Regions from separate parts of the Mus musculus genome. Here regions 2, 3, 4, 5, 6 and 7 are each linked to region 1. The links are chromatin loops, found by intact Hi-C in ENCODE. Cell type or tissue: heart. All regions are shown on one strand. Region 1 overlaps Gm30735 (a long non-coding RNA gene). Region 2 has its middle 7.2 kb from the start of Gm31095. Region 3 has its middle 18 kb from the start of Gm24851. Region 4 has its middle 6.2 kb from the start of Supt20. Region 5 overlaps Frem2 (Fras1 related extracellular matrix protein 2). Region 6 overlaps Frem2 (Fras1 related extracellular matrix protein 2). Region 7 holds the start of Frem2 (Fras1 related extracellular matrix protein 2).

Region 1 (4,000 bases):
TACTACGTTTTCTATCACTTTTTATATCTCCTTTTTTTTAACACTAAAACTCAGAACTCCTGATAAGGTTATTTATTTGCTTCATTTTATCATACAACTAAAATTACAATACCAGTAACACCACTGTCACTCAACATGCAGAGTGTCACATTCTTTTTTTTTCCTTGTTTTTTTTTGGGGGGTGGGGGTGGGGGTGGGGGTAGTTATCAGTATTCTCAGAATATATACAGATATTCCCTTGGGATCTATAGAAACCTGTTCTAAAGTTCTTATCAGAACTATTTTTTCCTCTGTGTTGATCTCAACAATATTATATCCATGTAGGTTCATTTCTTTCATTTTATATTATATTTTAGAGTTGTAGTTAATATTTGAAGTTAATATTGTTTGACCACATACATAATTTAAGTAGGTAAGAATTTAAAATTATGTAAAAAAGTTAACACTAACAGTTTTCCCCCCAGGAAAAACTTTCTGAGTAGCCCAGCTATGAGAGAAACTGGGAATAGTTTTCTATATGTTCAGAATATTTTGCTTTTATTTTTTGTGGTCTGTTTATGAACATTTTTGCCTGTTTTTAGATTGAGTTTCTTTCTTCTTTCTTCATTCTATTCTTAATAGATATTTTTAGACTTAATAGAGATTTTCTTCTATTTTTTAATAGATATTTTTATCTCATGGAATTTAGCCAATTTTCCAATTCTAGTAGAAACTATAAATGCATTTCCTTAATTTGTCATTTAAAATTTAATGTTATATATTGAGGTCAAATATGGATTTGAATTTTTCCCTCTTTTTATCTGTATGTTACTACTGTAAGGACTTTATCCTTGTGAAGTGGATATACTAAATAACTGTGCAGGGACCGTAGGATGGACCAGTAATTAAGAGCTTTTGCTGTTCCTGCAGAAGGCCAAGGTCTTGTCCCCAGCGCCCACATGGCAGTTTCCAACCCACTGTAACCCCGAGTCTAGGAGATCTGGTGCCCTCTTGTGACCTTCTGAGGCAAAGGGCACACGTGTAGTACACATGCATACATGCATACCTGCATACATGCAGACAAAGCACCCAAGCATGTAAGATCCATAAGTAACTAAGCATTGATTGTTTCACGTTCATGGAGGTCAGGGTTACGGTTACTTTATCGCTCTCCAATTGTCCGTGTGGTTGACCCAACTCTGCTTACTGAGATGCCAGTTTCACGGCACTAGACGGCCATTGTAAGGCAGCTGGCAAGGTCTAGTCTTGCCACATGAGTCTTTCCAGGCTATAGTCAGGGAGCGACATATGGTAGACTGAGGGTCTGAGGGATGTCATGGCTCCGAATTTAAAGGAGGGCAGAGCTGTGGAAGCTGGGAGGGATGGCGCTGGCCTGGACCTGATTTAGTCAGGGGTGCCATTGTTGGACTTCTGATCTAGAACTGTAAGATGACACATTTGTGTTGATTTAGGCCACTGGGCTTACGGAGATTTGTTATAGGATCAACTGAAAGCTAAACCCGTCTATGTGTATGTATGTATTTTCTGTTTCTCCGCTGTCCTGTCTTACACATGAGTGATTTTAAAAGAAGCTTCTTTGGTTTCGTATAATATGTCTTGATTTTTTTAAGCTTAAGAGAATGTTCAAATTAAAGTGAAATTTATTATGATAATGGTGAGTTCCAGTGTAGGCTGTTACTGTAGACACATAGATCGCGTGTGAGGAACAATTATTTAAGTTAGTGCATTAAGAATAAACTCGAAACTCACATATTTGAGGAATCTTATCAGTGACAACTGTAGGAAGCTAAAATGAGGTGAACGAAAAACAGATTTAAAAAAGCCACTCTGAATTGATAAACTGAGTAAACTTAAAAAAGAAAAAAAAATCTCTGGGCATTTATTTTCCAGCTCTTATGCTGAAGATCGCCACCCAGTGGGGACACGGGAAATTCCAGCCCAGGGTGCCCAGCTGTGACCTAATGAGGAAGCCTGTGGATGGGTGAGTCAGGAGAGGGGAAGAGTCTAGAAGCGCCCAAGGAAGGCGAAGGCAAGCCCACCAAAGACTGAGCTACATTACCTGAAGGCAAAGGACAGGCCCACAAAGAAACAGAGACTCACAGAGCAGAAGCATGGCATTTTCCCAAAGGTGAAAGAAGATCAAAACATCTGCTATCTGTTGGGTTTAACAACAAACACAGAAGGCAAACCCCTTGGTGAAGAGTAAGTGGCCAGAGATACAAGGAAAGTGAAGCAAGGGCCAGCTGAGGGGCCCCACACTGACCCGACACCTGCTGGGGCTCAGGGTTTCTGCCTCTGCTGGCAAGGTCATTGCAAGCTACTTTTCTCCCTGGTGACTCGGTAGATGCTTTTCTTAATTAATGGTTCTGATTTATGTTTAACTCGACCACAATTCTTCAAGGAGGGACCACTGATCATGGTCACAAGCTTTAGCAACTCTGTCTTAGCACTTACTCTGTCTTTTCAGATAAGCCACTTTGGCGGGAGTCCCCGTGGTGTGTTGCTGATAGGCAGCAAACAGCAGGCGGAAGAGTTTTGCTCTCTGGCTCTGCCACCACTGTGATTAGTTGGTGTGCATTCCTGCCCAATCTCGTTGGAGTTTGAATTACACATTGTTTGCTAAGCCCTATGCTTGGCCAAAGAGGGACTTAATGGCACTTAGGAAAAAAGAAATGATCAAATGACACGGGGTCTCCAAAGCATCATTATCTCTCTGATGAGTGACACTTTAAGCCTCACTATGCTTCTGGGTCCTTTGATGATGGCGCTCCCCACAAGGGCTCACTTGGATGACAGTTTCTGAGGACTGTGCATAAAGAAAGCTGGAGAGCTGGGGTTCGTTCACAGCCCAATTTCTGACAGGAGGGAAGGGGCTTTCTCTGAAGGTGACAATATGCTCCAGATAATGGTAGCAAGCTTCAGTACACTGAGGGAAGAAATCCAAATAAGCCCGAAGTGTCACTGAAACATTTATACGTTTGTATTTCTTCTCTATTTAGGAAATTATTTCGCTGTATAGTTTTAAAATCTCATAGGGAGAAAAAATAATTAAGCATCGATGGATGTACTTCTCCATCTGGTCTTCAGAAAATAAATATTAAAATGCACATGGGAGAAAATATAGCTGCGATAATTATGAGGAGATGAATAATTATCAATTATCAACAAACCAATCTACATAGGTTATATAAACAAATAAATGGATTCACTATTGATACAGATTTCCCTCCATTCTGGATTTAAGACTTGATCATTTTGCAGGATTTATTCTTTAGTCAGAAATGAGAAACAGGCTTCTTAGCTAACATCTATAAATCTTTTCTTTAAATTTGTATTTCATATTTAATATGCATCTATTGTACCTATACATTGAGATTAAATACACAATATGCCAAATGAATAATCTAGGTGGGAAAATGGAGATGTGAAAGACAGACTCCTACTTCCCCAAAGAAATACTCTGAGGTGGTAAAGTCTTGAAAGGAGACAGCTTGGTTGAGATGAAATTTGAAGTAAAACATTGTGTAAGAAACCAGCTGGGTGGATTAAATGTGTGATGGTGGGCAGTGGAGGGAGGGCAGTCACCTACAGAGAAACATTCTAGAATACCTGCAGCGTCAAGAACATCAAGTAGGTTAGAAAAGGCCATTTGGGGGAAAGAACCCTATGGTGGAGCACACAACCACCGCGACGCTATGTGGAAGTTGCTCGCTCTGAGTTCTAGACTGACTCCCCGCTGTGATTTGGTTATGTGGCAGTCTGGGGAGGAGACAGCATCCTGCAACTACATAGGATTATTTTGATTAATTAGGATTATTATCTCCCCTCACTGGTTTCTTTTTACTCATGAGCTGTATCTTTTTTTTTTTTTTTTTTTTTTTTTTTTTTTTTTTGGTTTAGAAGATTTGTAAGATGAGATCTTTACAGAGAATCATCAGTGCACACATCAGGCATAAAAGTGACACATTTAAAGTTGGGTAACCTATTAGGAGGTTCCTTA
Region 2 (4,000 bases), 620 kb after region 1:
GAGGCCATCCTGACCAAAAGCAGCTTAGAAGAGGACAGGGTTTCCTTGGTTTATAAACCCAGGTTACAGTGTATCAAAGTCAAGGCAGGACTCAGGTCAGATTTTTCACATAAGGTCCACAGTCAAGAGCAGAGAGAAACAGGTGTAGCTAAACTACCTCCTTGCAAGGCTGCAGACACTCAGCTAGCTTTCCTTATTAATCCAGTACTGCTTGTCCAGGAATAGTGCCTCCCATGGTGGGTTTGGTACTTCCCCATCAGTCAACAAAAAAAGACCATCTCACACAGAAATACATACAGGCCAGCTGATCTAGACAATTCCAGCTGATTTTAGGTCATGAGCAATTAATACTTATGCTACAATTTGCTATTCTCCCTGTTTGGAGGAGGAAAGTCTGATTAGAGACCTTCCTGATAAGGAGCCTATTGAAGACTGAGCCATCCTGGGAGCCTGAAACACAGAATAATCATAAGCCAAAGAGCGTGGGTAAGTTGTCCCCACTCCTGAATGAGGATGTAAAGAAGCTAATTATGAAAAAGGATCAGTACAGACATGGATATGCTTGTTGTTCACATAGGCAGCAAACTTGACTGAGACAATTACCAGGATGTAGTTGATTTCCTTATCTTCTATGACCCACAAATGAGCTTATCACCAAGAAAAACTATGCTGTCTGCTAACCCAAGCCTGAGCTCAGTAGGTAACCCAACCTCTGGAGTCACAAGGACCACTGCCATAGGGACTAGGGACCCTGGGACCCTGGCAGAGTAGGTGACTTCTACACCTAGTCTCCAAAGAGTGGAGTTTAATGCTCTGTGTGACTTGAAGATACAGAGCCTATCCCTCCTGTTCATATCTTGTCTTTATTTAACTCTGCCTCCTTGTTTCTACTCCTCTACCCCTCTTCTTTCATTAACTCAGCACTTGGAATTTTATCCTAAATAGTTTTAACTTCCTAGCATTCTCTGTTTGCTTCCCTCGCCTCAGACAATTTGGAGACTCCTTTTGGCTAGAACATCTGCCTTATTATGTTCTACAAAACCGAGGGACCCGAAGAGTATAGAGGGGCTTCACCAGAAGGCCAGCAGAGCCAACCAGCCTGGATCCTTGGGGATTCACTAAGCAAAGAGCAATCATGGGCTGGACCAAGAGCCCCTCCCCTCCACACATATGTACCAGGGAGCAGGGGCTCTCCCTGAATCTGTTACCTGCCTGTGGATCCCTTTCCCCTAACTGGGCCACCTTGTTTGGCCTCAGTCGTCGAGGATGCTCCTAGTCTTACAGTGACTTGAATTGCTAGAGTCGGGTGATCCCCAGCAGGGGCCTCCCTGCTTCTCAGAGGAGAAGGCAAGGAGGAAGGGAAAAAGAAGGTGAGTGTGTGTGTGTGTTGGGGGGGGGGATTGGGAGAAGGAGGAAGCTGATATTGTATCTTAAGTGAGTAAATAAATAAGTAAGTATTTTTTTTAAAGGAAAAAATGTTCTACAACATGGGAAGTCTTGGGAGCTGGGGGAGCCCGTTCTAGCCCATAGACCGCAGAGCCGAGTGTGGCCAGCAGAGGGTGCTGGCATGAAAGGAAAGAAGGAGCCAGAAAAGATGGTTCTGGTGGACCTCGTGATTCACTGTTCTATTTCAACAGCAGGCAAAAAGACAAGAAAGAAAAGATGCAAGCTCCAACTGAACATCCCTCCCTGTTCTGAAACTGGTCACCCAGATGCATAAAAGTGTTGCTACAGAATATTAAGGGCAAAAAGGTCAACGATAATAATTTTGTGTGACTTTAGAATCTCACTCTCATCACTATGTAAATCATCCTAACAGAAAAGAACAGCGATGTTTCAGACTTGAACTGTAGGGTTTTTGTTTTCTTATCTTTTGTTTTGAGACTTACTAATGGCATAAAGTATTTAGAGAAAGTCCCATGGGTTTCAGAGAAGCCTGTCTGTTCCTTGGTGTTTGATGGATACACTTTGGACATCTATGGTCCAGTTTAAGTCAGATGATAGTGGAATGATTGTAGAAGACAATAACTGAAGAAATTTGAGATGCTGTATATATCCAAGGATGTTGAACAATATGCCCTTGACTGATCTGCGGGTCACTGAAGGAACAAAGGAGGAGAGAAAATGGTTTTAGAGTCAAATGAAAATATAAAAGGACTTCCCCGAACCCTTGGGACCCAGCAATGGCAGCATGGAGAGCATGGAGCTTGCCTGAACTATACTTGTTGAATGCTTGTTTTTTAAAAAAATAAAAAAGTTTTCAAATAATTTAATTTACATTTCTCTTAAACTTCTTAGGAAGAGAAGAGCAAACCGACCTCAGAAACGGCCAACAGGATAAAATTCTAAGGAACAAGATAGAAATGAATGAACCTCAGACTAACTAATGAGGACCACAAGGGTAAGTGAAGCAAAGATAAATGTGTGAAGGACAAAGCAGGGTTGGCAAGCCCTTAGCTGAACTAACGAGAGGTGGGGGGAGGGGGGAGGCAAACTAACCTCACACACACACAAGAGGGTGGGGTCGACTACCCACATACATATACACAGAGGCCAAACTCAACACACACACACACACACACACACACACACACACACACACGGCAGGGAGGAATGACGGAAATGAAGCCATTAGGATCTGAGACCTCTGACAGATCTATAGCAAGGTCTACATTCATCACAGTATTCCTTAATATAATGCTCTGTCTTAGATTAGTAATTTTTAAGGAAGAAATTAAAGTAGAAAAAGAAGAAGTAAAATTGTCCCTAATGCTAGGTGGCATCTTATATTTAAATAACTATCAAGATGTGAATAAATAAGTCATGAGACCTGGGTGTATACACACTGAGGCTTTATTTAGGCATAAAGAAAACCAAAATTACATAATTCATAGAAAAATTAATGGAGCTGGAGATTCTGATGTTAAACACAAAAATCCAGATTCAAGAAGCTTAAAAATCACACCTTTCCTCTCACATCTTGGAGCTATGTGTCATACATACACGTGTGGCAGGTGTCACAGATATATGGTTGACATTAATTTTTGAACAGATAAATACAGAAAAAGCATGTATGCCTAAGTAGAAGGGTGAGATGGGACCCTAGAACACACTGTGTAAGAGAAAAAGCTCACGAGGGAAGAGGACAATAACCACACTGTGGGTTTATCTTAATTCTGATCAAGATTTGAGCACACTAAAAGTGTCAAAGCAGACAGCAGTATTCTAGTAAGTTAATTTTATTATAGCATCCATTCTCCCTTCATCTTAGTGTCTGGCTGGAGGAATACCAGAAGCCACTGTGGATGGAGCAGATGATCAGACTCTTGGCTTTGAAGACAAATGACTTGATGTGGACAATATCAAGAGTGCCAAAGAGGGCACAGACTGTGAATGTGGGGATGAGCAATGTCGGAATTGTCTGTTTAAGAAAACACTAGCCAGGGTCTAAGAGAAGCTCAGTTGGTAAAGCGTAAGTTTTCTTGGAAGTGTGAGAACCTGGCGTTGAGCTCCAGTACAAGGTAAATGGCCTAGCATGATGGTACACATCTATAATCCTAGCACACCGTCCTCATCATACCCAAGCAATGTGCTCTGGGCTCAGGGAGAAATCCCATGCCCCAAACTTAGATAAGTGAAAGTAGAAATGGTTATATAGAACAAAGTAGCCCAGCGCCAGAAAGATAAACACCGGATTCCCCTGTCCTGCGTGAACCCAGTTCTGCTTCTTTAGATCTCTGTCTGCTTAACAGAGAATACCCGCAGAGGCCAGGAACCTAGAAAAGCTCCATGGCGGGGGAAGCTAGAAGAAAAGAAGCAAATACTAAAAGGAGGAAGAGAATAAGGAGCAGATAGGTTCAAATGGATGGGGAATAGAAGGGTAGTGTAGAGGAGGGATTGGAAGGAATGAACAATATAAGGGATGTATGAAAAGGCCATGTAGACACCTACTATTGTATAAGTGTGTCACATGTATGTATATGTACACATGTATCTTAGA
Region 3 (4,000 bases), 95 kb after region 1:
TGAGCAAATTGAAAAATGGATGCTCAAATCTCATCTTTAGTTTCCAGTGGGAGCAATGAGAACCATGGTCCTGAATCTCTCTGGCTTTTCTCCTTATATTCTCTGACCCCTGTATAAAGCTCAGGAATAGAACAGGAGGCAGGAAAGTACATGGTTTCCAATTTTCCTTATGGAAAAGATAACAGACTCCAGAAGTAGGTAAAGAAAGAGGGATCATAAAATGCTTTCCATCTTCCCAGTGTTTATACGGCCACATAGCAATCATGTACCCAGGCTAGAAGATGATGCCCTCCATGATGCCCAACACTGCTCATGCAGTCCTTGGGATCGTTGTGCAAATTTTGTGGCATGGTAGCTGCTGATTGCTGGGCTAAGCCCTTTATAAGTGTGAGCTTTGTGTGCTGTATCCACACGGTATTTTCTTCTGGCATCACAGCATACATTTCCAGGAACTGGCTTGCTACATAGATGAGACTAAACCCCATCATGAAGTTGGCCCTGATAAATGCCTGCCTGCTAATATTGACTTTATGTAAATGTTCTTTACATAAATAACAATTAGTTGGAGTATAATTTAAATATATTTAGCATATCCATTTTAATAGAAGTCTGTATACAATAGGTGTTCTAACTATATATATAATATGTGTACCTATATGTAATCAAAACTATTATACATTTATTTATATAAATAAATAAATAACTTTAATTTTATTTAGAATTTGTGCAGGGGTGTGGGTGCATGCATCTGTGTGTGTGTGTGTGTGTGTGTGTGTGTGTGTGCGCGCGCACACACGCACATGTGAGTGTGTATGCTAGGTGGTGTGCTTGCTGAGGTCAAAGGACAACTTTCAGGGGTTTGTTCCCTCTTTCCACCATGGGTTTTGGAAATAGGACTAAGTAACATCAGGCTTGTGAGAACGTCTCCCCACTGAGCCGTCTTAGTGGCCCCAAACTATTTGTACACAGGAGATGTAAAATGCCATATATTTTATGTACGCCTATAAACTTGCTTAAGAGTAAAGAAATTCTATTGTGTTCTTGCTCTTCTACAGTTGAAACTCTCAGCAGACACACATCTTCCTTCTAATTACTATCCAGACATCTTGGTTCGCCAGCTTGGAACTCCATATAAACACAATCAGGTCCCATGTGCTGTTTTAGGCTGATCTCCTCCCATTCACATCCAGTGATGTTGTGTGTGCCTTTATTATTACTGAAATCATTTGTATGGATACACCAAAAGTTGGTGGAAATTTAGATCATTTCCAGTTTTGGTTTGTTGTGAAAATGCTTCAATGGACTTGTACGTGTGGTTATTTTCAACATGTCTTTTTACATCAGCTGAGAGCCATGGAGTCAAAGTATGCAGAAATGATAATTTGTTGTTCGGATGCTCTGTTTTGAGTTGCCTTTATCCTGCTGAATATCTTATGTACTGGATCTAATTTGCACTTCTAAGACACAGATTTTTAAAAACGCATTCCAGTGGGGATGCTAGTGTGCTTACAAATACTGTGATTTGGGCAGTCTTGAATCCAAATTCTCTTCCACAAATGGTTACCACGTCAAAGCTGAAATTTCTGCCAATAAAAATACTTGTGTTTTCTCTCTCCCCCGCCCAGGTTTCTTTATCAGTGATATAAGCACACTAAGTTTGAGAAGTGGTTTGTTTGAATGTTTGAAGGCTGCCTCTGTGTTTATTCTCAGTAGGATTTTTCTTCTTCATTTTCAGACGTTTTGGTCAATTACTTTATTGTTTGTCTAAATTCTGTTTACTCCATTCATCAAGTCTGGAGAGAATGTTTAGGGAAAAAAAACATCATCCTCAAAACCATCATGTATTTGTTTATATAGTTTAACTTTAATGTTAACAAATATCCTTACAAATGTGCCGTGTTGTCAGTTCTTAGTTTATTCCATGGTCACTAACGGACTAGCAAGAGTCTCGTGTGTATTAGAGATGCCTGCTGAATTTGGTGGGCACGGTGAACCTGACTGGACTTGAACTAAGAGCATACATTCCCACATTTTTGTTATTTCAAATTGTAGACAGGTAATCAACTAGAAGAAAAGATCCCTATATGAAGGATGTCTTTGGTGTTACAAAAGCAACATACAACTTTTACTTGGCAGGCTGCTTCGTTTTGGTATCTTTCACAAAATGACTCAGGAGTAATCAATTCATTGTTTTGAATAAAGACATCCTCTTGCATGCAAAATAATTTTAATTTTTCTATTTTAGCATGGTTGCTTTCATAGGGATAATTCAATGACTTATTTTATCTGTGGACTTCTTTGTGCATGCACAAGACACTGTCTGGGAATTGAGTCAAAAGAGAGGACAAAGGGCTGAAGTTTTGTTCAGTTTGAAACCAAATTGAATATTTGACCTTAGTTTCACTACATTAGGAACATGAACTAGCTTGCTGTCTCGAAAAAGGGATATGCGCGATATGTCAAATACCCTTCCCAGAAACACCCTGGGGTCAGCAGTGGGAAGTGTGTGAATATACATGCAATCCCAGAACCACAGACAAAACCACTGTTTGTTGTTGTCTTAGAACAATGCTATTTCTGGAGTCTAAAAAAAATAATTTAAAGCCTTGAAAGCTATATTTACAATAATAAATAACAGGAAAGATCTCACAGTTTCATGAGCTATAAATTAGTAAAATAAACAAAACAAAATGGTATTTCTTTACAGGGCTGGGCTGTAGCTTGGATGTAAGGTACATGCTGATGTGCACAAGGCCTTGGGTTTGACCAGCCTGTTGGTGGATATATAATGATATGGAGAAACACTCATGGTATAAATAATTAAGTGAAGGAAAATACTGTGGACAGTCTGAGCCCCGTGCTGCCTAACAATACGTAGAAAGGCAGAAGGTATCCCTCAGTTTGAATAGTCCTAGTGTTTGCAGGGAGAAGTAAAGGCCTTTTAGTTTTGTTTTTTATTTCTTATCTTCCTGTTATCCCTACTTTTGCTTAGGCATTGCAATTGTCTAAACTTTAAATTATATTATAATATGATTGCTATAATAAATTTTCATTTTTTGAATAATTGTATAATTTACTTTTTCAAATTAAGTAAGATAAAGGATCTATTTAAATGAATCAATATACCGAATGGAAACAGACAGGTCTTCTCTTTTAGAGGCCAACACTGTCATACAGTTTTTAAAAATCAAATTCAGTTCTGGACTTCTTCCATACTGACTGTATTGAAAAGCTAAAAAAGGAAGACTTATAAGCTACAAGCAAGACAAAAAGATATAGGAAGAGTTATAAGAAACAAAACAAAACAAAAACAAAACAAGAAGTTAGGGCAAAGGGAGCCGTTGCACATTGATCGATGTATGATGTACCATGGCACTTTAATGACATGGCAACAGACATGTAATGGAAATAAAAAGAAAGAAAGTAGCTGGTGCACCGTAACCAGCAGAAGCCACCCCTGTGAGAAACCACAGGGCAGCGATTTTAGCCCCTGACAGGGAAATAAGCCATAACAAAATTATACACAGAACTGGGATAATGCATCTCACAAAGCCGAATACTTCAACCCTGCATCCCATGGTGACTATATTTTTCTGTTCAAGCGTCTTTGAATCGGTTTTCAAAAGCCATTGTTTATATCATTTCACAAGCACAATAGCATCGTATGCAAGGAAGCATTAATCACGGAAGCCATGTTTTTCTCAGTATTACTCAAGGCGACACACAGCTGCTGCAGAGGACAAGGGCTCAGCACAGGCACTGTTGATGGTAGCCATGTTTCTTGCTCAGACACTGCACCCCCAGTATTGTCCCAGAAAGCACGTGGTGTTAGAGTTGCAGTTACCTGGGCGTTACACAGGAAACAGATTGTAACTGTAACAAACCAAGAAGGAAAGTGTATCATAAGTCCAATGTCCTTGATCTGAGCGAACTAACTGGAGATTCTAAGTCCGGCATGTTAGTCCAGGGAATCAGGTATGACTGAGGTTTGATCTGAACT
Region 4 (4,000 bases), 960 kb after region 1:
AATCTACTTGAACACTTTGTGAAGGAAAGGAACCTTTAACTGGGCCTGTAAACATGCATGAAATTATACAGAGGACAGGGGAGTGATTGCAACCTAGGAAGAATGTGTGGACTCAAGACACACGGAAGTGCTGCTAGCAGTTTCCTGACATGAGGTAGTGGACCGAAGAACCAGGGGTTGACTGGATAGCAATTGTCAATTTGTTAAGGCCAGAGGCTATCTTATGCAGGCAGGCCCGTGTCACGGCTTCAGAGTTTTAGAAGAGCCTTTTCATAGTCAGTTCTATCATTCAGTAGTCTTATTCACCCCCAAGGCGTCCTTTGCTCACACAGCTCACCTGTATACTTTGTAACTTTCGGTTCATTTCCCATGTTCATATTAACTCTTTGTGTGGAGGTAAAATTAAAGAGGAACTATATGTTGTTTAAATCTCAATACAGTTGTTTAATCTGAAACTACACACACACACACACACACACACACACACACACACACAATCTGACTCAGCCTCTGTTGTTGGCAGTCCATCTTTGTTTGGCTTCCTTGGGTTGCTATGCAAATATAGAGAACATTACTGCTTTGGGAAACAGGATTAACTAAAATCTAGGTGCTTAAACTATTCCCTAGCCCAATACAAACATGCCAGTGTGTTTATTCAACAGTCACTCCAAGGGCTCTTGATGGGCTATTTTGCTTCCCACTGTAGTTTACTCGTAGTAATTCCCCTTTAATACCCTATTAAATGAGAGCGAAGGTTTCCTTTTGTGTGTGAATGTTCTCTCTTACCACTGGCAAAATACAACTCTCTCTCTCTCTCTCTCTCTCTCTCTCTCTCTCACACACACACACACACACACACACACACACATTCTGAGTTTTACTTTGCAACAGGGTCTCACCATGTAGACCTGGCTGGTCTGGAACTCACTATGTCGAGCAGACTGTCCTGAAACTCAGAAGCCCTCTGCTTCTATGTGCTGAGTGCCGAAGCCCACCACTCATCCTCAGCTCTGCAATACGATTTCTCGTGCTGTCTACATGGTTATCAAACAGAAGTTATAGAAACAGAATTAACAGGTGCCTGGTGGGATGCTCAGCCCTGTCTAAGCACCCAGCGTGGCGGTGTGCGCTTGTCACAGCAGCTCTAAGAGACTGAGGAGAGAAGCCCCTGGGTTTGAGACTATCCTACATTTCATGGTAAGACTGTCTCAAAAAGCAAAACAGACACAACTTCTAATGTTCTGTAAACTTTATATTTATATATAATACCTCATTCTAGAACTATGAGCTTTCTCTGAAAAGTGACTGAAAGAGAAAATATTAAATTTTATTTTGGAAGATGGAGAAACTAGCAAAAGACATTGGAAATCACTGATAATTCATTAACTATCCCAGTAGCTGTTTTTTTTTATGTTTAAACAAAGTATTTACCTAACAAATTGTGATGTTAGATCATTTGTCAGTGATTAATTATACCAAAGGAGGTAGTGCTGTTTAATTCCAGTACTTAGGAGGCTGAAACTGCAGACTCATTAAGTCTGGGCTAGCCTGAACTACAAAGAGACCCTGTCACAAAAATTACTTTTAAAAAGGGCATGGATATAGCTCAGTGATAGATCTGCTTATATGAAGTAGGTCCTGGGTTCAATCAATTTTTCAGTACTGGAAATCAAACAACAAAATATCATATAAGATTTTTTTTCTTTGAGCTTTGAGATAGGATCTCTCATGTTGTACAGACTGGCCTAAAACTTGCTGCATAGCCAAGACTACCTTGAACTCCTGATCCTCCTACCTCCAACTCCTAAGTGCTGGGATTATAAGTGTATGCCACTAGGCCCTGACCAAACCCCACAATTTATAAAAGTGCTTCTGGAGCCAACTAAGACAGGACACACATCTGCAGCCCCAGATATTCTGGAGGTTGGGGAAAGATGATCAGAAGTTCAAGGCCAGTGTGGTACAGGCCTACAGTCAAAATAACTGGGAGGCTGAAACAGGAAGAGCAGAACTTCACAGCCCACCCACCCATCCATCCATGTATCCATGCATCCATGCATCCATCCATCCATCCATGCATCCATCCATCCATGCATCCATCCATGCATCCATCCATCCATGCATCCATCCATCCATCCATCCATCCATCCATTTTCTATCTATCTATCTATCTATCTACCTACCTACCTACCTACCTACCTATCTATCATCAATCTATCTATCTATCGAGGTTTATTCTATAAATTCTGTTACTCTAGAGAAGGACCCTGACAAATACAGGGAACTATCAGAAAACAATATTGTGTCAACCCTTCCTTCACAAGCCAAAAGTTAAATCTGTTATCACAACCAGTGCAATACTTATTTTTAAGTGAAGTCCTGACCTCTAGTGGCTACATAGAATAACCAGTCTACTAAATAATTTTAATGTCACGATGAGAAAATGACACTGCAACTTTCCTAATGAGAAACAATCAGTAAAATAAAATAAATGTGAAACTAATTGAACTTTTATTTTTAAAAAATCAACTTTGAGGCCAGGTGTAATGGCAAATTCCTGAAATGACAGCAGCTTGGGAGTTGGAGGCAGGAGGATCAAGAGTTCAAAGGCATCTACAGCTCTGTAGCAAGCCTGGGAGATCCTTCTGGAAAGTAACAGTAAAAACATCATTGACAAAATAAGGGTTAGTAAGTAGAAGGTCAGTGTGTGAAAATAGGGGCACAGACGGACCAAACCACACAGGGCCTTAAGTAACAGGTTCCCAGACCTTATTAGAAACCCAGACCTTAGGCCGGTCAGTGGTGGCGCACACCTTTAATCCTAGCACTTGGGAGGCAGAGGCAAGAGGATTTCTAAGTTCAAGGCCAGCCTGGTCTACAGAGTGAGTTCCAGGACAGCCAGGGCTATACAGAGAAACCCTGTCTCGAAAAACAAACAAACAAACAAGAAATCCTGATCTTAGCATAACTGACTCCATTATGTAATGCTCACATGGCTAAAAACCTGAACAAAGACCTAATCAACCACAGTCCATAGTTCTGGAAAAGTTTCTAAATGTACTTACCTTGCTTTTTGGCTTCTGCTTCTAGCTAACTGTTCATGTTAACAAGTGTGTCAACCCAGAATATGGTTTTTGTGCTTAAAAATCTGCCCTGAGAAAGGTTGGGGCTACACTGGGATCCCAAACACCCAGGATAGTGGCTTGTCCTGCTCATAAAGACTTTCTGTTGGCTTAAACCTGTGTCTTGAGTCTTCTCTGGTGGATATGCCATAACAATATCAAAGATGAGTTTATCTTGTGAACACCAGGGGCTGAGCAAAAATATTTAATATTCAAATATTTAACTAAATTTCTAGTACCCAGGTAATCTTGTATCCTCCCTGTTAATTACCACCTTTGTGGTCAGCTCACCCGGTATCCACACAAGGCCTGAACCAGCTTCATCAAGGTTCTGGACAGGGTCCCAAGGGAGACCAGGGATGAAAGAGAATGAAGAGATAACAAAAAAAGGAAAGAGTCAAAAGCTGGGCTCAGGAGGGATGCAAGGGCTGATGACCCAGGCCGTTACGCTTATTAACTGCAGACCTCTTTAAGTGGGGAGACAAAACAAGTCAAATAGAGAGCATCAGGCAGTAGAATTACAGGGAGTTCAGACTACCTCAAGCTCAACCTTAGCAAGGCACATTCTAGGAGGGCAAACCAAGTGCTTTACATCTCAGTGTCTAGAACATCTGACCACATACTTACGGACTGGAAGCCACGTGCCAGTTTCTGGACTATCTCAGGCCCTGGTGACAGTCCATAGGCCTTGGCTGGCAGGACCCTGCCTACGAGAGGGGGAAAGCTGCCAACACCCATCACCAAGGCCTCCAGGCAGTCTTCAATCCAGTCTAAGCCCTTATACATGCTGGTAGTACTGTGACTCCTCTCTCCTAGCCTTCACTTCACACTGAGAAGAATGCCTTGAATTCAGTGATAAGGACCGGCTACAGAGAGGC
Region 5 (4,000 bases), 140 kb before region 1:
GACAGTTGCGGAGTATCGCTAATATAGTCACAGGCTCAGGGAACAATAGCTGCTCCAAACATAACTTAGAAAAACACATTAGCATTCTGCTGCAAAAACCAAACCACAAAAACAAACCAAACAAAAGCAGCAGGGCAGTGAGAAAAATGTTCAGAATTTAAAAGTCTATAAAATACTTTTCAACTGTTAACTTTCTCAGTGTCAGTGTCATCCGTGGAAAAAATGAGTGCCAATCACATAGAATGGGACAAGTTGCATAATGGATAAAAACATCGCTGGTGACTGCTGAGGTGTGCTGCTTTTGCCTGTTTTCAGTGCAACGTATTCTCTGTGTTTTCAGGCACAAAGCATAGTTGGGCCTGACCCCTCCCTGACAGCCAAATGGGCACATGCACAGAGCAGAGCGCAGGGAGAGAGAGCAAGTCTCAACGGGAGGGTGTTGTCAACATCTACCGCACTCCAGAATCTTAAACAGAATGGGAACTGCAGTCCTGTGCAAGTGTAGCAAAGGAAGGGCCAGGAGCTGCTGTCCCGGCTGCAGCTGGAAAGGCCTCTTTCGAAAATTAACAAAACAAGACATTTTATGTTCCTTTCAGGTTTTCTGCACAGGGTTTCACTGGGAAACCCAGGCTGGTCTCCGACTCACAGCCATCTGCCTACCTGCCTCCTGCGTGTTAGGAAAGGGAGGTACCACCAGGCAGTAAAAATCCTATTTTTAAAATAAAAAATATTAATATCCAGAGTCCAAATGTGCCAGGGAAGAGCAGAGAGATTAGTGGGGGAACCTCTGTTGATAGGGACCTAATGTTCACAGGCCAACAGTCCAGCACAGTTTCTCAGTAGTAATTTCGGAGACAGCCCTTATATTTCTGCCAATGTGTTCCTGCCTCATCGTTCCCCTCCACAAAGCTCTTTTGTGTTTACAGATCCTATTAAGTGGGCGTTTCTCAAAGTGACATCTCTGTGTCATCAAGGGCTTCAGAACTCTACACCAACTATATTTCTGCTTCATATCTTTCCATATTTTATGGTTATAGGAAATGAAATGTGGACATGAATCAAAGTTGAAGATAATTATTTGCCGTTGACTCTTGGTTTTATTGCATAAGACAGAAGTAACCAACTAGGATTTAACATTTAATATTTTAACAAAGAAAACCCACAGAATAGACCTTTCATGTGATGTAGCAGTCAGGAAGGAATTTACAGTGAACCACAGAGCCTTCAAACTCAGTGCACAGTGTCTGATACCTAACAACTCACTGAATACATTTTGCTTATTTATTAAAGTAGCTGTCATGAGTATTTTACACCACTGTTTCAGATGACTTGTCCCCTGGGGATAAATTAGATGCACATCAGCTTATTCTAACCCAGTGACATTTGATTTTATTTCGAATTCACTGGTGATTACTTCCAATTTTGCGAATTTATTTTTTACTGGCGAAAGGTCACACTCATGCACCTTGACACAAATCTGTTGACATGATCTCTTCGTAGCCAAAAATCAGATATCAACATCTCACTAAGATTTTAAATTCATCAAGCTAAATTCGTGCTATGGTTTAATCACTAGAGAAAAATTATAAACACAGGTGAAGTGCTAATTAAACTTACTTATAAATGAAGTTTCTCCCAAGTATCCTCTGCGTGTAAGAACAATATCTAGAAATTTGGAGTCTTCGTTGATCAAGTAATACTCTTTTTCAAAGGAGATCCACGCCCAATTCAGTCGAAAATGCTGGTTGGTTAACCTGTTTCCACCTGGAAAACAAAGAGTGTGAAACCTGCCATTACTGCTTTCCTGAATGAATGGCCTTTAAAAAGTCACAAACTATGCGACTTTGGAAAGAATACTGCTGGATTTAATATGCAACTCCAGGGCACGTGCATGGAGATGGAGCTAACCTCTCAATTGACTGGTAAACATTCCTGGATGATACAATCTTTGAGAAATCCCTCCCTCTTTCAGGATTGGGGGTAGAGTTGGAAAACAGAAAGAAGCATGCAGTAGTCTGAAGCAAAAAAAAAAAAAAAATCATGAAACAAAGAGATGGGGTAGATGTGGGAAGAGTAGGGGGATGAATAAGATCAAAATACCTTGTGTTTATGTATTCTCTCGGTTGATAAAATTATTTATTTAAAAACCACTCACCACAAGGTGCCGCTGGAGAGCAGACTTCTCTATTCAGAGGCCAGCAATGTTCTTAAAAACCACACACAAAAACCTTCACAAATACCTCTTTCTGGTTCACAGAGCAATTGGGTGGAAGGCTTTAATTATAACCACTTAAAGAAAAACAAATATTCTTTCTCCACTCCCCTTCCCACTAGACTCCACTCCAGTCCTGAGAGCAAACAGACAGCCCCTTTCATTGGCTCTCCTCCCACCTTCCCACCAAAATGGAGCTGGCTGCCTCTAGGGAGAAAATGAACCTGGTGCTGGTCTCTATAATGTGAGAGCTATTCTGTTGGGAAAATGAAAGGAGTGTTATCAGCTGACCACTCCACACCTATCCCTCAACTTCCTTTGATCTATGAGGTCCATAAACAAAGGCATCACTAATTCCTTTTAAGTCTCTCTGGAAAAGAGAAAGGGGGTGGGGGTGGGGGAGCCTCAATCACAAACACAGCTACAGGCATAGTTCGAATTCTAGCTTCCTCTCTTTTGAGTTGACACAAAGAAAGCTACAGTAGAGAAATACGAGAGAGGGAGAAATGTCAAGACTCCTGTTGACCGAATGAAAATCTACACAGGGAGAAGCAATCGGGGAAGAGGCACAGGGTCTGTTTCCTCTGAAATATTTAGAAGTAAAAACTACAGACAATTTATGCTGTCGGAGGCTCGCTGAGAATCAAAGGCAACAGATCATGCGGCTGAAGCTGTGAAGGGATTGCTTCCTCATCGTTTGACATTTAACTCACCTCAGCCTCTTCAAAAGTTCCTACAAGACGCACGCAGGAAGCAAAAGGACGCTCTGTTACCTGACCCTGTGAGCCTTCCATGGGAGTTTTGCTCCCAAAGAAGTCAAAATAGATTTGAAAGGAAGCATCGACTATAATAGTTCCCATCATTGCCCCAGACGCAAAACACTCAAGGAGTACTCTATTGTACTACGTCAAAGCACTATCAAACCTTTCAGCCACTACACAGTAGCTACAGGGCTGAGGCTGGAACTACTCGCAGCACTTGCCTGGTGTGTGCAATGGATGTCTGGGTGAATCCCCAGTACTGCTGAGTGGCTGCACCCCACAAAAGTCAATAAACAGGAAACTCTTGACATTGTGATGCAGAAGCAGCAACATGTGCTGTGGACACTGCTATGTCGAAAGAACTGCACACACAAGGTGATTTCATGCTTCAAGGTGATGAGGCTATGGACACTTCTGTCTTTCAGTTCATTTCCAGTTTGTTATTTGTTCGTTTGTTAGTTTGGCTTTTGAGGTGGAGTCTTACTATATAGTGCAAAGCAGCAGATTTTGAACTTGCAATACTCTTACCTCAGTCTCAGGAACACGGGGAAACACCCACCCCCATTCATCTTTTTAGTATTTATTTTAGTACTTTATGTGTATAGGTGTTTTGTACATAAGTATGCATATATCTATGGAACTGGAGTTATAGGAGCTTGTGAGTCACCATGTGGGCGTTAGAAACACCACCATGATCTGTTGCCATGCCACAGGGCCAAAGGATGAGGGCCAGTTATTCGAATCAACCAGAGTAGGCTGTGCTCTTACGATGGTTATCTCAGGCTCTTTGTTACAGCAGAGAAAAGCTGATCTAACCTAGTACATAGGTCATGAATAGCTGGAAAAGTCTGAAGGCTCTGATCTGAGGAACGGGAAAAGAGATGGAAGCAGTAACTACCCGACTTAAGCAGTTCCCATCTGTTCACAGACAGGAATGTCAGTGCGCCATCACTTGCTAAGAAGGGAAACATCCAGCCATATCTAACCCCTTGTTGTTGTGTGTGTGAACTTGTGCAGTGCCCCAAAC
Region 6 (4,000 bases), 200 kb before region 1:
GGACAATGAGGCTTACCAGGATGGGACAGCACAAACAAGCCATGGAACTGAGCCTCTGTTTTGAAGTTCACAGCCAGGCGTCCCTCCTCACCAATGCGCATGCTGGTTGGGTAAAGAGAGCCTACAGAGAGAAGCCCAGGAGGATAAAATGTAGGTGGCCAGACACCCTCATCCATAGACCTTTTTTCTTCTGACCTATATGGCTATTCTAAATAATAATAATAATAATAATAATAATAATAATAATAATAATAGCCTTTAATCCCAGCACTTGGGAGGCAGAGGCAGGTGGATCTCTGAGTTCAGCCAGCCTGGTCTACAAAGTGAGTTCCAGGACAGCCAGGGCTACACAGAGAAACCTTGTCTTGAAAAAAACAAATAATAATAATAATAATAATAATAATAATATAGTTACAAGTTTCTTTCTTTGATAAGGATAAATGAAGGGCAAAATGAATTAAGTAATATGAGCCAGGTTTCTATAAAATAACACAAATACTATGATACATTTTTTTAAAGTGATGTTCTACAAAAACAAATCTGTAATTGAGAGAGATGACAAATGGCCTTGCTGAGACTGTAGAGTCAGATACATGTACGTGAAAACACCTTTGAGCACCCCAGAACAACTGCGGAATTGTGCGGGCTTAAAGAAAACTGATGATTCTCAACGACCACCCTTGTACAGCACTGAAGTGTGTGGGTAGGAGAGAGAGAGAGAGAGTTTGAGGCTAGCCTGGGCTACACAGTCAGCCTGGTGAGGCTAGCCTGGGCTACACAGTCAGCCTGGTAAGGTCCTCCCAACCCCCTTCTTCACCTAGAAGAGAAATGAAAATATTCATTTTTTTCTGTGTATCTTCTAAGATACAATGTGGAGTTAAATCCCTTGAGGCAGTCTGCATCGACCGTCCAGGATGGTCACTGTGTTTTCCTCATTGCTCGAAGGGAATTTTAATCTGTCCTATATGATGGAATTATACTTCAGGTATGCTATCAATTGGTCCTGTCTTCCTGGCTGTCAATGTGTCAAGTTGCTGTGATATAGATGTTCAGAGACTCAGCAGAGGAATGTGAGCCCGAGAGGAAAAAGCATGAATTCTTTTTGTGGGTCATCTAGACACGTGTGCACTTTGCTTGCAAAAACTTTATCACCACCACCACCATCATCATCTGAGAGTCAGTCTTACTACACAGCCCAGGCTGTCCTCAGACCCACAGCGACCCTCCTGCGTCATCCTCTTAAGTGCTGGGATTACAGATGCGAGCTACATGCCTAGATAGCTTCTGTACTTCCCGATTCCCACCTGGGTACCAACAGCTCTGCAGATGCTGAAGGGCTTAGAGTCAGGAGCTCTCTGTGCCAGTGTTCTATGGCATTTGTCTATGATATCACGGAATGATGGCGTTTTAACCAGAAAGCGACTGAAGCTTGGACTGTCCTTCAGAAGAAATTCAAACCTCAAGTTTAAGCAGTGTGCTTGAGGTTACGCGGATCACAACGAATCAGTTGTAGAGTCAGAACTGGCACCCAGGACAGGGTTTATCATTGGACTTTAAAGTGATCCTCTCATTTCAGAAGCAAAATGTGCAACTTTCCCCCGGATTTTATTCCCAACTTTCACAACTGGAATTCCTCTATTTAGTACAAACCAGAAAGCTCTATGGATTGGCCTATGTAAAATATAAACAATTAGTCACATGCAATAGACTGTATGCCTGAAACAAAGATGTTAAATTTCACAGTCAAACATCATGCAAAGTTTGAAGCATTGATATGATCTTTCCTTGACAAAGGGTCCCCCCCCCCCACTTCGGTTTTTCGAGACAGGGTTTCTCTGTGTAGCCCTGGCTGTCCTGGAACTCACGTTGTAGACCAGGCTGGCCTTGAACTCAGAAATCATCCTGCCTCTGCCTCCCGAGTGTTGGGATTAAAGGCGTGCGCCACCACGCCGGGCTTGACAAAGGTTTTAAAACGTCACGTTATTAGAGAATATAAAAATAACGATATCGAAAGGTGCCCCCCCCTAATTTTTACCTGAAATAAAAACAAAATTATCATTCTGAGTAATTACCACAGGTAGGAAAGATGCTTTGGGAGCCACAGCCACCCACCTTGCAGCTCAGCTTCCGGGGGGCTGCCGATCCCATGGTTCCACAAGATGGCAGTGTCGTACACGAATGTGAGTCGGAGCTCTGACTTCAAGTCGAAATGCTGCCAGCCGCCCACGCCCACGGGGGAGTGGAACACGTAGGAAACGTACAGAGGAACTCGAAGGGTCACGTAGGACTGCACGAGGTTGAGGACCTAAAACAATTGAACCATTTGCAGCAGCGTTAACCAAATCAGCCCACTTATGCCGACGCCAGATTTTGTGCCATTAGTGCACAGAATAAACAACAGCCTTTCTCAGCACGGCAAGCATCCCTTCACTTCTCCCAGTGCGCACATGCAACAGGGACGTGCGCCAGAGTTCCTTAAAATAACACTATTTTCAGCAAAGTAAGTCCTTTTTACTTTTGAGCAGTTTTATCAAGATACAGGTCTCATACCACATAATTCACCCAGTTAAGTGAAGAATTCAAAGTTTTTTTTATATGTGCAAGGAGTCCGGCAGCCATCACGCCAGTTTGAACCGGAGGGGCAAACACAGATGCACTCCTTGAATTTGCCTCTTCTGACACTAGAAATGAATCTTGTCAGTTGCAGGTTTTGGCGCTTCACTCCCTTCTGTTATGGGATATCAACCAGACATATAGCTACATTCTACTTTATTGATCTCCATCAGAGGATGATTTGCTACCGTAAGTTTGGAACTCTTATGCAAAAATGCATCTATAAACTTATTTTTAAATCATTTAGAGGAAGCTAGGATGAACATTAAAGAAGCAAAACCAAGCATATTTAGCAATGACATGGTGCAGTTCCAATGTCTTCAAAATAATTAGATGAACTGTTTTAGAATTTCATATTTTCCTTCTTTTGGTAGTCAACAGATGAGGTAAGGGAAGTCGGGAGGATAAATTAATCCCTGTCAAGTACCTACCGAATTTCAGACAATGTATTGGTTATTAATAACAGCTTTATTATTTTATTCTCATAATTGAATCTGTGTGTATGCAAGGTGGTTTGACGGGCGAATGGATGATGGACAGAAAAGAAGCAGGAGAGGGAACTCGAAAAGGACTCAGGCGAGCTCACCAAAAGATTTGAAAATGTATTTTTATATTAAGTGCATAATATAGTGCCTGCATCTACATATGTGTACCACATGGTATATGGCTGGTGCCCACAGAAGTCGGAAGAAGGCATTCAGGTATCTTGGTACAGGAGCTACACACAGTTGTGAGCCAACTTGTGAGTGCTCTGAGTGAAGCCATATGGGAGCAGCCAGTGCTCTTAGCCACAGAGCCATCTCTCCTTCAGTGCAGCCCTCTCAGCAGAATTCTCTGAACCTCCTGAGCAGCCGGTGGAAGTCAGAACCTAGTCTCTAGCCTGTGTTTATCTCTCCCACACATTACTACATTGGACACACTGCAGAGAGGTCCTAAAACCGCCTAACAAAAATGGCTGCATTTTAATCTCCAAATGCTCCAAGGACCAGCATCATGATTGCAGCACCTCTTTGTGCAAGAGGAAATGGTTAGCTTGACTCTCCTTGGAAGTTCCAACCGGGCTGTTGAAACTGGTCTCCGTCAGAGAATCAACACAGGGACTAGGCCTGTACTTAGGTCATGAGAACCGAGCTGTGATATGTCATACTACCACAGAGTTAAGAGCGAACTCCCCAAATCACACACAGACAGTATAAACCCATAATAAAAACACACAGTGACAAAGAACCAGCCACAAGACAAGCAACTTGTTTGGTTTTCACACATGGGATGCAAACAATTTTCCCTGCCTGGTGAATCCGTGCCTTGTATGCCTTGGATGCCTTTTTTTCTTCCCCAAGAGCAGCCATCATTACAACCACTGAACAATGAGTTCTGAAAAGCACTT
Region 7 (4,000 bases), 71 kb before region 1:
CCCCTCCTGGAGCATCGTAGCGCAGCTGCAGGCGGACGCGGTCGCGGGAAGGGCTGCGAGCACCCAGGTGCGAGTAGCGCACCTCACCCGGGCCATAGTCGCACGCAAAACGCTTGGGACTCAAGTGGCCCGGCCGCTGGGCCAGCGCGTCGTTGTCTAACACGGTCACTGTGCAGCGGTCTCCTGGCTGCACCTGCAGCACCAAGTCACGCAACGGATCCAGCCAGACTTCGCGACCGAAGGGCACACGGAGCCCGCGGTTTGCCACCACTATAGCTTCCTCTGTAGGGACTCCCGAAGTCCCGGAGAGACCCAGGGACTGAAGTGCTGCACCGGGGCCAGCAGCCTGTGTGGAGACGTAGCTTACCAGTGACAGGAGCAGCAGCAGCAGCAGCAGCCTAGGCGACTGTGCGAGTATCGGCTGGAAGCTGGAGAACTTGGCTGTCCTGCGCGCACGGCTGGCCATCCCGGGAGCCCTTGTGGTATGCAGGCTGCCGGCCTTAGAGTTCCGACAGTTCACCCGGCGGGTATGCAAAGCTAGACTTTGCAGGCTCCTAGAGAGCACGGTGGGAAGGGCCGGGAACTCGGCGCGGTGCCTGCGGGGCCCTCCCAGTGGCAGGGCTGGACCAGGAGGATGGCCAAATGCACCGCACGGTCCCTCCTTGGAGCCGCAATCCAAGGCACTAAACACTTCCAGCGCGTCCCGGGCGTGTAGCAGTCAGGAGAGTCCCTACGTCCCAGGTCCCGGGAACTTTGAGTCCTTTGAGGAAAATCTCTCCCTTTGCACCCCTAACTCCAATTCTCTCAGGGGACCAATCGCTGATCGCTGGAGGAGGCCCTGAGTCCAGGGTTGGGTAGTGACTGCTGTCAATCAGCTCCCAGGCGGGGAAACTGCGCAGAGCTGCTCTGAGAGAGGTGCAACAGGTTGGTTGGAATGGAGGGGCGCCCTGAGCTTGCTTGCCCGGACCTGGGGCTGCGGCTCAACCACCAGCCTGCGCGGCTCTACGGACTCAAGTCTTCAGGTCTAAAGATTAGTGCATCTATTAATGCATCTCAGTCCCGTTCCTTGGTCATTGAAATCTCTCCCGGGATGGCCACCTCTTGTCGAAACTTCCAAAGCCAGGGTGGGAGTGAAGAACAAAGTTGAACACACCTTGTTGTTGAGTTTGAAAAGGAACCCAGAGCAGTTTGGGAAGGCACTGGAGATTTTCAAACAGACAGGGGATTAAAAGCCAGACCTACCTAGCTAGAGCAGGTGCAATACCCACCAGGGTCACCACCACAAGCCCCCACCCCCGCCCCGACTCCCACCCCCACCCAAGCCCTTGCTGATTTTCCCGTGCTTTACGAAACGGACCCTGTCCGGCGGATTGGTGGCGGTGGTTGTTGTTGTTTTTTAAATCAAGCCCCTCCTTTGCAGTCAAAGTTCACAGAGTTAAAGTGAAAAGAAGCATTTGGGGTGTGTGAGAAATGCAGTCTGATCAGAATCGCCAGTCTCCCACCAGAGAAGTTCCAGAGAATGTAGCCCCAGGCTGTCCTAAACTACCCCTAGCTAGAGAGCTGTCACTGCAGACGCTCAGTTCACCTTGCAGAATTTAGACGAAGGACAAGCTAAACCCAGCTGTCAGCAGCATAGCTTTTTTTCCCCGTTTTTCTTTTTCCACGCCGAGAGAATTGATAAATACCCGGAGGGCAAAGAAGAGTTTAGATAAACCTCTTTTCAGCTAGACCAGATTGAAACCCTAGGCTGGGCGCTTCCTGCCCCCTTGTGTCGGTTGGTCAGGTTTCCTCAGTATGCAGATTCCTCTCCCTGCGCTGCACCCAAACCCCCTCACAATCAAAACCCAGTCGCTTTCAATGGGGTTCTGGGCACTCTTGCTTATCACGTCGAAATATTTTCCCCAGTAATATAAAAGGGACTATGAAAGAAGGACCTGAAATAATGCCTATTTCTCTTCAATAAAACACCGAATTTGGGAAACAGGATGCGTTGAGAATCCTTGTAAATTTCAGTCTAAATGAAAGTCGTAAGATTTAAGTGTGACGCGTTTTAAGGAAGAAATGAACAATCACTTTAAACCTTCCTGCAGCCAGCCTGCCAGCCTCTACCTCAGGAGTCTGACTCCTGTCTGATGTAGTCACACGTGTTTCAGGCCAAAGCCCTAATTTCGTTGCTAGATTTTGATGTTAAATGTCTGATTCTATTCTAAGAAATTCACTGGCCTCTGAGGATGAGATGTGAAAGATTCTAAAAGTCTTTTGAGAAAAAAAAGTGAGGCATTTATGCAAACAAACTGGTGGTATTTAGTTAGTAGAAGCTCCTCTGGGTTCTGTGCTTTGTACTGTTGGGGGGGTCTTCAACTCCTACTACATGTCTCAGTTTATGACAAAAATAGAAAGGACACAGCCAGTACTTGAAACACATGAGAAAATTCCCATCCAACTCCTGGCCAGTTTCCAATTATCTTTGATGTAATAATTTTATGATTTATCACGTTGATTTATGGAACTCCAATGGCCAAGACATGAGAATATTCCGGTTTCTGTTTGCAAGTATGTAAGAAGATGTCAAGTGGAGTAGATGGTCAGTTTCAGAATAAAGGTCTTTCTGTACCATGTTCTAAGTCCTACTTAGTGAAAGAGAAGTCAAATGGATGCCAAGTGTCCTTACTCTGTGTGTGTGTGTGTGTGTGTGTGTGTGTGTGTGTGTGTGTGGCCTGCCTGAAAGCCACAGCCTGACCTCTGATGGTTCCCAGTGGCTCCAGGCTTTTTCCTTTCTTCCTTTTAAAGTCCAACAATGTTTGATTTGCCAGCAGTGATAAGATCAGTATTTGAAGTATGGTCAGATGCCTGAAGGGTAGTGTTCAATATTTTGTTTTGTGCTAAGAAAATACAGGCTCAAGTTTATTTTTAAGTAACCTAAGGAAATCAATAAACTGGACTTTTAGGTGACTTTAAATTTTAGCCTTTCTTAACTGAAGTAATGGAATAATTCTTTAGAAACATTTTTTAATTAAAAATCTTAGTTTACTTTTTTAATCAGACAGCTAGCAATATAGAGTTGCTTAAATATTTTTTATATGGATGATCATTGCTGAAAATGGTAATATATTACATTTTTGTCAGAGAGTTTTGAATAGCAATTCAACATTAAAAGATATCTGCTTAAGTTAGCAAGGAAATGCCATTTTAAGGAAAATGTTCTTTATCTTAAAAGTGATGAAATAAGTTAAAAAGTACTTTTTTTTTAGATCTAGGTTTAATTCTTTAGCTCTTACTTCCAAATCCAAACAAAATATCCCTTAGGATGCATTTTTTTTTTCACATCTTGGAAAATTCACACAAAAACTCTCTTCAAAACAACAAACTTAATTTTAGTGGCTGTTGAAACCTGAAAGATTTCCGGCCTACGGTCAAGCATCAAAGAGCGGATTTCCTGAAGTAAAGGAGGTATTTAAGATGAAGGCAAGATAGTCAGCTGGAAATGTAAAGCCAGGCTGCGGCTAAGGGAGCAGCTGATAACATCGGAATATTTTACTTTTCATTATGGAGTTTGCTTCACTCTTCCTGTGTCTTCTATTGAATCCTGAGACTCTAATAGTCTCAGAGGCACTTCAGAAATTTGTACATCCCTCCTTAAGGATCCATGATTGATTGGCTTCAGGTTCCTTGCCTCCAAGGCCCAAACCTGCAAATGTGTATGTCCTGTATGTAAAATGAGTACAGAGTTTGTATATAATCTATGTACAACCTTCCCTATATTTAAATCACCTTCCATATATTTTAAATTCGTGGTACCAAAGATGATATAAATGTGTAGACAGATGTGCTGGGGTTTTTGTTTTTGTTGTTGTTGTTTTCTTTTTTTTTTAATTTTTTTCCTTTATTTTTTTTATTAGGTATTTTCCTCGTTTACATTTTCAATGCTATCCCAAAGGTCCCCCATACCCACCCCCCCAATCCCCTACCCACCCACTGCCCCTTTTTGGCCCTGGCGTTC

What was found. A loop is a pair of places that touch in the nucleus more often than their neighbours do. Peaks named below come from ENCODE experiments on the same cell type or tissue, not always from the same donor. Only the 100,000 strongest peaks of a DNase experiment are listed, where the experiment ranks them.
Region 2: it touches region 1 in a loop (4-fold over the local background); 5 of 42 quality-filtered maps call a loop at or near these places.
Region 3: a loop joins it to region 1, with 2.1 times the contacts of the local background. A loop is called at or near these places in 3 of 42 quality-filtered maps.
Region 4: it touches region 1 in a loop (2.7-fold over the local background); 10 of 42 quality-filtered maps call a loop at or near these places.
Region 5: it touches region 1 in a loop (6-fold over the local background); 18 of 42 quality-filtered maps call a loop at or near these places.
Region 6: it touches region 1 in a loop (3-fold over the local background); 20 of 42 quality-filtered maps call a loop at or near these places.
Region 7: it touches region 1 in a loop (2.8-fold over the local background); 3 of 42 quality-filtered maps call a loop at or near these places.

The regions. Positions count from the first base shown.
Region 1 is chr3:53,728,065-53,732,064 of GRCm38, forward strand. Gm30735 (a long non-coding RNA gene) reads left to right here. Exons shown (of 5, transcript XR_867291.2): 4 at 1,891-1,981. Among named protein-coding and RNA genes, the nearest start is that of Gm30735, 27 kb to the left of the region's middle. In heart, a CTCF peak has its summit at 1,919; no DNase peak of the experiment used is centred here; H3K4me3 peaks cover 864 bases; H3K27ac peaks cover 573 bases.
Region 2 is chr3:54,351,901-54,355,900 of GRCm38, forward strand. No RefSeq gene overlaps it. Among named protein-coding and RNA genes, the nearest start is that of Gm31095, 7.2 kb to the right of the region's middle. In heart, a CTCF peak has its summit at 1,542 (motif pointing right); a DNase peak (open chromatin) is centred at 1,561.
Region 3 is chr3:53,823,366-53,827,365 of GRCm38, forward strand. No RefSeq gene overlaps it. Among named protein-coding and RNA genes, the nearest start is that of Gm24851, 18 kb to the right of the region's middle. In heart, no CTCF peak of the experiment used is centred here; no DNase peak of the experiment used is centred here.
Region 4 is chr3:54,686,904-54,690,903 of GRCm38, forward strand. No RefSeq gene overlaps it. Among named protein-coding and RNA genes, the nearest start is that of Supt20, 6.2 kb to the right of the region's middle. In heart, a CTCF peak has its summit at 2,401 (motif pointing left); no DNase peak of the experiment used is centred here.
Region 5 is chr3:53,588,098-53,592,097 of GRCm38, forward strand. It overlaps Frem2 (Fras1 related extracellular matrix protein 2), which reads right to left. Exons shown (of 24, transcript NM_172862.3): 3 at 1,618-1,764. Among named protein-coding and RNA genes, the nearest start is that of Frem2, 67 kb to the right of the region's middle. In heart, a CTCF peak has its summit at 2,159 (motif pointing right); no DNase peak of the experiment used is centred here; H3K27ac peaks cover 757 bases.
Region 6 is chr3:53,523,647-53,527,646 of GRCm38, forward strand. It overlaps Frem2 (Fras1 related extracellular matrix protein 2), which reads right to left. Exons shown (of 24, transcript NM_172862.3): 17 at 2,113-2,305; 18 at 17-121. Among named protein-coding and RNA genes, the nearest start is that of Stoml3, 37 kb to the left of the region's middle. In heart, a CTCF peak has its summit at 2,159 (motif pointing right); no DNase peak of the experiment used is centred here; H3K4me3 peaks cover 514 bases.
Region 7 is chr3:53,656,619-53,660,618 of GRCm38, forward strand. Frem2 (Fras1 related extracellular matrix protein 2) reads right to left here and starts at 737. Exons shown (of 24, transcript NM_172862.3): 1 at 1-737. The coding sequence starts at 466. In heart, a CTCF peak has its summit at 1,762 (motif pointing left); a DNase peak (open chromatin) is centred at 833; H3K4me3 peaks cover 2,139 bases; H3K27ac peaks cover 1,955 bases.